Linked DNA regions of Mus musculus: region 2 is linked to region 1. A link is a contact called in ENCODE Hi-C data. All regions are on one chromosome and are shown on one strand. The core of a region is the stretch at or near the end of the contact, and the rest is flanking DNA. Distances in the headings are between cores, read along the strand shown.

What was found. A loop is a pair of places that touch in the nucleus more often than their neighbours do.
Region 2: a loop to region 1 is called in a map of regulatory T cell, with 4 times the contacts of the local background. The contact joins the promoter of Rabggtb here to the promoter of Fubp1 in region 1. A Hi-C loop is called at or near these places in 3 of 37 maps with a recorded cell type or tissue (T-helper 1 cell, T-helper 17 cell and regulatory T cell).

Annotation. Positions count from the first base shown.
Region 1 is chr3:152,207,614-152,212,747 of GRCm38, forward strand. Fubp1 (far upstream element (FUSE) binding protein 1) reads left to right here and starts at 2,809. Exons shown (of 20, transcript NM_057172.4): 1 at 2,809-3,087. The coding sequence starts at 2,980. It overlaps Gm40180 (a long non-coding RNA gene), which reads left to right. Exons shown (of 3, transcript XR_867759.3): 3 at 1-1,275. It also overlaps a transcript of Dnajb4 not described here.
Region 2 is chr3:153,910,888-153,916,207 of GRCm38, forward strand. Rabggtb (Rab geranylgeranyl transferase, b subunit) reads right to left here and starts at 1,316. Exons shown (of 8, transcript NM_011231.2): 1 at 1,038-1,316; 2 at 1. The coding sequence starts at 1,172. Gm24494 (a small nucleolar RNA gene) reads right to left here and starts at 803; the gene lies at 723-803. Snord45c (small nucleolar RNA, C/D box 45C) reads right to left here and starts at 1,302; the gene lies at 1,242-1,302.

The DNA of each region.
Region 1 (5,134 bases), core at 1,559-4,058:
ACGGTAGGTAAGGGTATGGTCCTTGCATAATATCTCTAATGGCTATTCCGGGTTGTCAACTTGACTATACTGTAATGAACTACAATCCAGAATTGGAGGGCTCACCTGTAATCTAGATCTTAAGGCTAGAAGACACAAGTTTCTGACTTGGATCTTGGCATGGCGGCTAAGGCAAGAAGATCTGTAAGTTCAAGGTCAGCCGGGGACAAAACAAGTCCCCAGATCCGGGTGTGGTGGTGCAGCTTGTGCTGGAGACCTATGTAAGAATATTGGAAGAGAGAAGATTTGCTCTTCTTCATCTGCTTGCACTTGCACTTACTTGCCAGCACACTGGAATCTACTTCTACAGAAGACCAGCTCAAACAACTAGCCTGAGCAACTACTAGATTCTTGGTCTTCCATTTACAGCATTTACAGCTGCCCACTGTTGGAGAGTTGGGCTACAGACTGTCAGTCATCACAATAAATCTCCTCAGGATAGAGAGACATACCGTAAATTTTGCGACTCTAGAGAACCCTAATACAATACCCCTGTACGTAGAGTATGTTAGTTTTGAGTTCTGTACAAACGTTCTTAAATTTTTTTTTTTTTTTCCAGACAGGGTTTCTGTGTAGCCCTGGCTGTCCTTGAACTCAGGGATCCACTTGCCTCTGGCTCCTGAGCATAAGGATTAAAGGGCACAAAGCACCATCACCTGGCCAACTTTTTTCAAATTTTGAAAGATTATTTTACATGTTCAGGTGTTTTGTTTGTATGTGTATGTATGTACCTTGTGGGTGGTAGGAACTAAACCCTGGTCCTCTGGAAAAGTACCAGTGCTCTTAACTGGTGAGCCATCTTGACAACTCTACAAATTCCTTATCTTTATTTTTTTTGTTGTTGTTAGTGAAACATAAACAAGAAGGAGCAAAACTAAAGTGCTCCCTTTTGATCTGGGACTACAGTGATAGTAATTGGGCCAGGGCTGGAGCAGCAGGGTCAAAAAGTGCTGGACTTCATACACTGGCAAGAGTTAATACGGTCAAGAAAAGGCAGGGGCAGGGATCAAGGAAGAGTCAGAGGTGTGAACTCAGTGCCTGAAGATATTTTCAGTTATCACAATTGGTGGTGCTTAGGAGAGGGCAAGTAGTGGCCAAAGATGCTGCGGAGATATTGTACCATGCAAAGCATACAGCCAAGAATTACCCAGTCCAAAGTCTCTCAGCAGCATTGAGGATAAGAAACCGTAGTCTAAGCTGATCCCAAAGTATTCCATACTACAATACTCACCTTCCCGGTATGCAGTGTTGTAAAAAATGAGAAATGAAGGTCCTTTCAATATTTAGAAAAAATCTAAACGATAATTGGTTATAGGGGGAATAAATAAAACTCTGAATTATTTCAACCAGACATCTAACTAGTATACAAATCTAATTAGTGAATAAAAACATCAATTACTGATGAGTAAATGCTATTTGCTGGGCAAACTTCCTTAAAACGCGACTGAAATACTCTCATTAGCTAGTTTTCCTACATATTGCTATGATTAAATCTGTAGCCCAATACCTTTACTGTTTTTCTAAATCCACGGACATTCCTAGACATCCATGAACAGGTTAAACAGGTCAAACTGAGCTATCAAATGGCTAAGACAGAGCTGGTTTTAAGAAAATCATGCTGTTTGTATCTGCCAGCACCTGACTTAGTAACTGATAGTGGGTACTGGACACATAGTTTCCGGCTATCGGAAAGCCAAGGGAACATATTTCTCTCATTCTAAGATTGGTGTTAAGAAAAATGCTTCTTAGACTGAGAGGGGGGAAACGTCATACATTAGACAGTCCATTTTGCCTTTTTCTTAGCTAAACTGAGAGCAGGGATCATTGTGGCATACTAAGTATAAACAGAATAAAGGCCCAAGAACCCTCATTCACCGTAGTAATTGCCAGCATTAGGCTAGCATGGCTAAGACACGCTCAGGAATGGTCTGGAGAAACGTGGTTATTGGCATATATGACAAATATTAGAAACTGCCTGCAAAGCCAACTAGTCCAGAAATGAAAATTCAGACCATGACATTGATCTGACTACCCGCAGGGGCGCGGGGGGGGGGGTGGGGAAAACGCAGTAAAGCCGGTTTGTGTCAGGAGCATGACACGTTCGTGACATAAGGGGCACATGGTAAGACTGGCCAAAGACACGCAACGCTAGGTGTCTACATACTGGATGTGCAACACTCACGTTTTTAAAGGACAAAGGGCGGTCATACTTTCACCATCCGCTCGCCCACACTATTTTACATAAGAGACTCAGTAGGCAATCGGCTCGAGAACTAAGGGCCCGGTGGTCTGAGTTCCTCCCCGCTTGTGACCGGCCCGGGTGGAGACATGGGCAGAGGCAGCTCGGCGCCCCGGAGCATGGTGGGCTCCCGCCGCCGGGCCGCAGACGGTTCCGCAGCGTCGCCGCGGACGCCCCGCACGCCCCGTGCGCGCGGCCCTCGGGCTGTGCGGCCGCGCGACACTGTTGCGTGACGTCCCCGCCCGACGACGTCAGGCCCCTTACTACGGAAACACGGAAGGACACTAGCTAGCTCCCTGATCCGCGACGGCCTTTCCAAGTCCCCTACAAGCGCGGGCGGCACACTTCCCGGGCGCCACTGCCTCAGCCGCCGAGGCGAGGGAACAATGGCCCGCACTCGCGCTGCGAGGAGGCGCCCAGAGAGACCCTACTCTCGTGGGAGCCCGGTCAAGTCTCGCGATATTCTTCGCCCGGCGTCCCTTCTCTGTACCCTCCACCCCCTCTTCACCCCCCGCCAATCGCGCGTCAGCGCTGAAACATCGCGGGATTTCCGTCTGCCAGTCTCCGCCCCTTTACGGCACGATGGTCGTGCAAGAATGTGATAGAGCCTCGACGGCCGCCATCTTCTTCCTTTCTTAGCAGTTAACCGAGAGCGGCGCCTCCCTCCGCGAGGAAACGGCAGCGTGTGCTGTAGCGTGGGTATGGCCGACTACTCCACAGTGCCTCCGCCGTCGTCTGGCTCGGCTGGCGGCGGCGGCGGCGGAGTCGTTAACGACGCTTTCAAAGATGCCCTGCAGAGAGCGCGGCAGGTAAGCGTGGACCGACCGCGCGGCGGCTTCCCCTCCCCGACCCCCGAGAGCCGCCGGCGGGGCAGGTCCGGCCCTGCTCGCACTCGCGGCTGCCGCCCGAGGAGATGGCGTCTTCTCACGAGGGGTCCCAGCGGCTCGAGGCCGAGCCCGTTGTCGTGGTCTGAAGCGCCCCCCCCTCCCACGCGCTCTCCCCGAGCGTGGCCTCCACTTCCGCCCCGCGCGCGCGGCCTCGCCGCCCCGTGCGCCCTGCCTGCCCCGGCTCCCTCGGCTCCGGTTCCGCCCGACCCAGGCGCGTGGAAGGTTCTGGGCGCTCAGGTCACGGCGAGGGCAAGCCAGGGAGGGCCGGCTGCCTGGCTAGCGGTCCCCGCCGCTTCCCGCGCCGCCGAGCTCTCCACCCTCGCCGTAATTAGCCTAACGTTCCCCGCGGCGTTCACCAGCGAGGCTCTCCCCGGGGCGGGATCTGCGTGCGATCCACCAATCCTTTCCCCAGCTCCAAATGGCCCCGGGCCCTTTCTTCCCCAGCCTTGAGTTTGAATCTGCCTCTCTCTTCCCAAGTCGAAGCCTCCAACCTCTTTGTGCTACGTAGGGACGTACTGTTGCCTCGAATGGCAACCATTTTCCCAGATGAAAAGGGTTGGATAGATAAGAGTCCTTGCATTTGACACCCCCCCCCCAATAACCTGAACGTCAATGTCTTCAAGTAGCCCCCGCCCCCGACTTCTTTGTAGCTTAAAAATGTATAATGTTGCCTTGCCGGGTGGGGTGGTGCTCGACTTTAGTCCCAGCACTCGAGAGACAGAGCCTGGCAGGTCTCTTGAGTTTGAGGCCAGTCAAAACGGCCAAGAGGGACCTGTCTCAAAAAAAAAAGTATGTTATGGAATTTGCCTGTAAGGTAAAATAAACCCTTATGGCTCTGTTGTAGTTGCTAGACATGAGCAGGTTTTTAAAGCCAGCTTTGACTATACTGGAAACTTCCTTCAGGACCGAAAGATTACCGACTCAATCAAGGTTTATCAAGTCTACCATAATACAGCAAGCACACTTATCTAGTGCATAGATACTGAAAAAATATATTTATTCATACAGAGGGATTCCATGAGCAATGTGGTTGGTGTACATAGAAGTCAGAGGACAACTTGTGGGAGTTGATTCTCCTTCCATGTAGGACCCTTTGGTCAGGTGTAAGTTGTTAGGCTCAGGGACAAGTGTGTCTGCCTGGGCATCTGAGGAAACTTTTTGATGCAGGGCCTCTACCGAAAGCCTAGGCAGGCCTGAGGTTTAAGGCTTCCTGCTGAATTGTCTCTAGTGTAGGTGTACTCCACCTCTCGGCTTTGGAAGCTTTTTAAGTGTGTGATTTCTAGTCTTGTGAGATAAAAATCGAACACGAGTGAGCAGACAGCTTTGATGATAAAGTAAACCACAGCGGTTACATAAATAGTCACACTGTGAGGCAGGCGCTGTACAGGACGCTGCTGGAAAGGGATGCCTCACTGAAAGATGGGTGACATTCATATAGTGCAGTGAGGAGTGGGAGTCTGGCCAGCATAGACAAGAAGCTGCTGCTTGCTCTACAAAGATCGAGGGTTTCTGGAAGGACAGCTCTAAGAGGTAGTCAGCTAATATAGGATAACATAGGAGGAGGAAAAAGGTGGGAATGTGAGAAAAACTATGGATAGATTCCATTGTTAGCAAGCATTGGCTGTGATAATACAAGTGTTTATTATAGATGATAGTATCTGTTACACCTTTGGACATTCTGGGTATGTAGAAATTCCATCAGGACCTTGCCTGTGTAAGTAAGGGACTAAGGTCTCACTATGTAGTTCTGGCTGTCCTGGAACTCACTGCCTACCTCTGCCTTTAGGACTAAAGGTGTGTGCCACCCATGCCCAGATGAGATTTTGTTTTCAAAATGAGAGTCTTTCTGCCTCACCCTCCTGAATGCTGGAGTGACAGGTCTGCCTACACTGATCCTGGCACACTTACTTTTTCTAAAAATTATTTTCTTTATTTACATTCCTGCCCACTCACCCCCAGTTCCTCACAC
Region 2 (5,320 bases), core at 66-2,565, 1.7 Mb after region 1:
CCTAGGAGAAGCATCTCAGATTTGCCACTCTGACTTTACATAACCCACCTCTACCTAAGTCAGCTGTGAACAACTCGTAAGGCTTTAGAGTGGCGGTTGCCGACCCTTTGGGCCCCACATTCTGATTCCTAACAATGAAACTAGTTATGAAGTAAGTAGCAACAAAAGTTATCTCATGGTCGGAGATCGCCACAACACGTAGAACTGTTAGGAAAGGTCACAGCAGCAAGAAGATTGAGAGCCAATACTCTTAGTCTCCAAGTGCTAACCTCAGGTGAATTAACCAAAAGCAGTATTGATGCCTACTGTTTACTAAGCATCAATTATTGCATTCTACAAATGAAGTCTATGAATACGGAAAGATAAATGACGCTAAAGATGGGAACCAAATGAAGCATTACCTCACAAGCATTTATTCAGGTGAAGGCCTCACTGGCGTGCTGCCAAACCAAACCCAAAAGAACCAGGTGCACAGTTGGCAAGAAGGCCACACATTTGGGCCTATGATTCCCACTAACTGAAAAGTTGTAAAGACAGTCAAATGCCACGCTCTCTAAGACAGAGAGCTGCTGCACAAATACTTTTACCCAAATGACTCCTCCTTGGAGGGTCCCCCCACAGCTTGGGCCTTCTCAAACTCAGCCACCCCTGCTTGCTGCTGGCAACCTCCCCGGCCATTTCCCCAGGCACACCATTACATCAAGTTTAGGTAAAACCTTTTCAAGGTCTCAGCGTAATTCTAGAGCTAAAGTGTTATGACACATCAGCGAATTCAGATAATACATGCCAACACATCATTGACCTTCAAGGTTTTACCCCAGACAGAAATGAGCAAACCCCTTCTACCTGCAGCCCTGCACTTCCGCCCTTTATGTACCAGCACATGACTGATGTGGTCAAATACCAACCTCTGATATACAAGGTACACCTATAATACATTTTAAATCAGGCCTCTCAATTAGTATTATACAAGTAAGTATTATACTTATTGCTGTTAGTCTTAGAAACCTTTCAACAGAAAAAAGAATCATACGCACATAATCATCTTTCTTTGAGCCATAGGAAGCAATATAATCGGCATGCTTCTCCAGCAACAGGGTGTCAGGCGCATCTGACTTGATAGTAACGTCTTTCTGCTGTGTGCCCTTCCAAGAAAAAAGCAGAGATCCCATTCACCATCCGGAAATCGTGACATCTCAGACTCACACATAGCCAGATCTCAGTACTTTTTTTCTTTCAGGTCTCAGAGTAATTCTAGAGCTAAAGTGGTTTATAATCAACTTTAGATTCAGAATACATGCCAGCTCATCATTGACCCGAATCTTGACGCTTATCTTTTGAGTTATGCCAGAAATACACACTCTTGCTTAACAAGTTTGAGGCTTCAGCGCACCTTTCTACAGTCTTCACATGCTAACCCCTTTGCTAAATAATCAGACCCATTAGCTCCAAATTCCACCTTCGATTCTAAGACTCACCCAATAAGTAGGTCAAAGCGATTGCCAAAATAAATTTCCTACTTTATTCAGAGTCTCGGCTATGAAGCCCTGTCTGGTCTGGAACTCCCTGTGTAGACCAGGCCACCTGCTTCTGCCTCACTTCTTTAATCCAAGAGTGTTAGGATTAAAAGGCGTGGGCCAAGGCCGACTTCCTTCCATCCCAGTTAAAATGTTTAACTATGAAACAACATTCGTAAATGATCATGTAACCTTCAAAATACAGGCACGTACAAGTCCCCGATGTTAAGAAAAAATATCAGGCGGCCCAATCCAGGAAGGCTCGCCCACGGTCCGCGGATAAGATCCCAGGCCTCGAGAAGTGCAGAAAACGCTGAGCCATACACAGCTCAAGCGGCAGTCCAAGTATGGCCTAAGGAGGCCGAGGCAGGGGCATTGCGGAGAGCTCCAGGCCAGCCTGGGCCCCACAAGAATGATCGCCTTGCAGGCCCGCCTGTTCCCCATGCTGTGCGAGCCCGCGATGCCCCGCAGCCCGACCCACCGCCCAGACCACCCCTGCCTCCGCGCACCGCAGCGACGGTGCTCTCACCATGTCCGACCGCCGAAAGACTGAAGCGCGCGGGAGCACGGGGAGTCAGGGCCCGCGCGCCTGCGCACACGCGCCCGCCCGGCCGCCCACGCCCTACGTAGCTGGCCACGCTCTGCCCGAAGGACCCCGCGGCCGCGATTTAGCCGGTCGCACACCTGCCTGAAGGACTCCGCGGTCACGATGCAGCCGGCTACGAGTCTGCCTGAAGGACCCCATGTCGCTCAGTTTGCAAAGAGCTTTCCTTAGCATTCAAGGAGCCTGGACATTGATGTCAACCACAGCGTTCAAACCCGGAGTGCTAGTGCAGACCTGTTATCCCAGCACTGGGAAAGCGGAGGCAGGAGGATCAGTGATCCAAATCCTCAGCTGTGTAGGCACTTGGAAGCCAACCTGAGCTCGAGTCCCTATCCCCAATACCCTCGAAGATTGATCAGTTATAGAGTGTCTGTTACCCAGCTAATCAAAAAGCGCCACATATATTGCTATGGAAAGATCCTTGAAAGACACCAGGTGAAAATACATGCTTCGTTTTGATCCCAGAAATCATTAAAATAAGGTTAATTTTTCCACTCTGTGCTGGTAAATTAATATGGTTTAACCTCTTCATTTTTAACCTTTTTTTAAAGTCCTGGGCCTTGAACTCACAACTGAAAATGCTAGGCATGCGATCTCCCCCGCCCAGTTTGCCTCTTCAAAGAATAAAGTATGCCTCCCCACCCTAAAGAACTATAGCTGCAATGCAACTAACTAGTTATAAGTTCATTTATCACTCTAAAGCCAAGATGTCAGATACAGCCACGGGAGGGATTGGAATGTGGCCAGTCTAAACTGGAAAATGCTGTAATCGTAAAATACAAATTGTGTGCCACACTTCTCATTTTAAAGTTTGTTGGCTGCCTTCTGAATATCTATGCTTATATTCATTAAAAAAATGCTACTCTTAGCCATATTCAGATAAGCCTTTCTATGCAGAGACTCTTGGCTGCCCAAGGTTCTCAGAAAATACATCTGTTGAGGGCTAACCTCTTTTTAGAGCTTAGTGACTATCATTGAAGAAGGACACAGAAAGAATATAAGAGAAAGTAATCGGAAAAGGCTGAGAAGCCATCTTCTGGGCACAACAGCCACTGCAACCTTGAATTCAGAGTCACTGTGTTTATCTGCACTGGGCTTGCACATGAATGACCCTGACAAGGGTCAGTCATCGATGGGGAAGGGATTCTGGGGCCTTGCCCCTCTCTGCTGACCTAATGGGTACAGACACATATACTGAGAAAGGGGGAGTCATTCTCTTTATATGTGCTTGCTGGCAAGCTGACCAGGCATCGGTGGACTTCTCCAACCCCATGGCCACACAGACAGCCCCAGTTAAACTCAGTGAGTCACAAAATAAAAGACATGAATGTGGGAATGAGGGTTGTAAGGAGGAGAAGAAGCTGATGTGTGGGAGGGAGATAAGAAATGGTAGGGAGCAAGAATAATCAGAATGCATTCTACACATGCATAAAATGGTCAAAGAACAAGGGGGAGAAGCACTGTTGGCTGAAGTGATATTTTAGATATATTGGGTTAAATATATTATAAAATTAATGTAATCTATTTTCACTTTTTAAAATGTGACTTAGGAAAAAAAATTAAAACAATCTGTAGGGCACGCATTATATTGTTACTGTTAAATGGATGTCTACTTTCTCTACCCAGAGAAGTGCCTGTCACTTTGTAAATGGTAGAAAATACCTATAATGCCAGCACCTGTAAAGCTGAGGCAGGAGGATTACAAATTTGATGCCATCCTAGGCTGTTTAGTAAGTCTGAGGCCAGCTTGGGCTACATAGTACAACTCTACCCTCCAAAATAAAAGAGGGAAACGTTTATTGCTATTAAGATTTCTAAAGATCTATTTATTCTTATTTAGTATTGGCAGTTTGTCTGCCTGTGTGTGTGTGTGTGTGTGTGTGTGTGTGTGTGTGTGTGTGTGTTGCCTAAAGAGGGCAGAGAGGATGTAGAGTCCCCCAGATCTGGAATTACACACAGCTGTGAGCTGCCACGTGGATGCTAGAACTGATCTTAGCCATGGCACCACCTCTCCAGCCCATAGTTAGAACAGTTTTAATTAAGGTTCATGCTGTGAACTGTTGGAACTATAGTCCTAGCTCACTAGCGTTTAGGATAGAGGCAGTGTCTAGCTGGCCTTAACGTGTTGACTGTATCATGGAGCAGTGTTCATTTCATCAATGAATGGCATTGATTTTATCAACTGTAGGACACAGTTGATTGCAAAGATGAGAAATGAGGAGAGAGTAGCCAGTGTCTATTAATTTTCCAGACTTCCGGGATAATTACTATGATAAAATGTGTATTTCTGAATCAGTGAAATAGAATAAGTATGGAGCGGTTTCTGAAGTAGCAAATTTAAAGCTCTACTTTGGGACGAGGACCAGATAGCTCATTCTCTGCTAGTGTGAGACCCTGGGTCCATTCATTCTCTGCCAGTGTGAGACCCTGGGTCCATTCCCCAGCTCTTAAAGGAAAAGGCACTGGAGAAACTGTCCCTGATTTCTGATTTCTTTACCCCATCATTTTTCATTCATTTTAAATAGAGGGAAGTTGTGAAGGTTAATCTTGTCTGTCAGTTTGACTGAATCAGACACCACCTAAGAGACAAGCCTTGATCACTCCTAGGAGGGGTTTTCTTTTTTGTTTTTTTTTTTTGTTTGTTTGTTTGTTTGTTTTTTGAGACAGGGTTTCTCTGCATAGCCCTGGCTGTCCTGGAACTCACTCTGTAGACCAGGCTGGCCTCGAACTCAGAAATTCGCCTGCCTCTGTCTCCTAAATTCTGGGATTAAAGGCGTGTGTCACTATGCCCGGCAGGAGGGGTTTTCTTAATCAGGTTTTGGGGAAAGGCCCACACTAAATGTGAAGGCACCTCCAGTAGTAATCCAGATAAAAGGGGTGCTGCAGAAAAAGCTTTGCTTTCTGCCTCAGTGCCTTCTCATCTCGCTGTTAAATTTATGTTGCAGCTGCTATGGCCGACACCACAATCCTTCACTGATACCAGAACCCAGTGTCTTCAAGCTTCTACCAGACTGAAGACTACCAGATCTCCAGGAATCATGCAGGACTCCAGCACCAGGTGCATCTTCTGAGGCATCCAACTTTGTAGACTAATCAGTCTCCCAGTATGAAGAAGACATTTTTGGATGCCCCAGGCCGTATCAGGTAAGCTAATCTATCTAATAAATCCTGTTAATATGTATCATTTCTATTTGTTTAG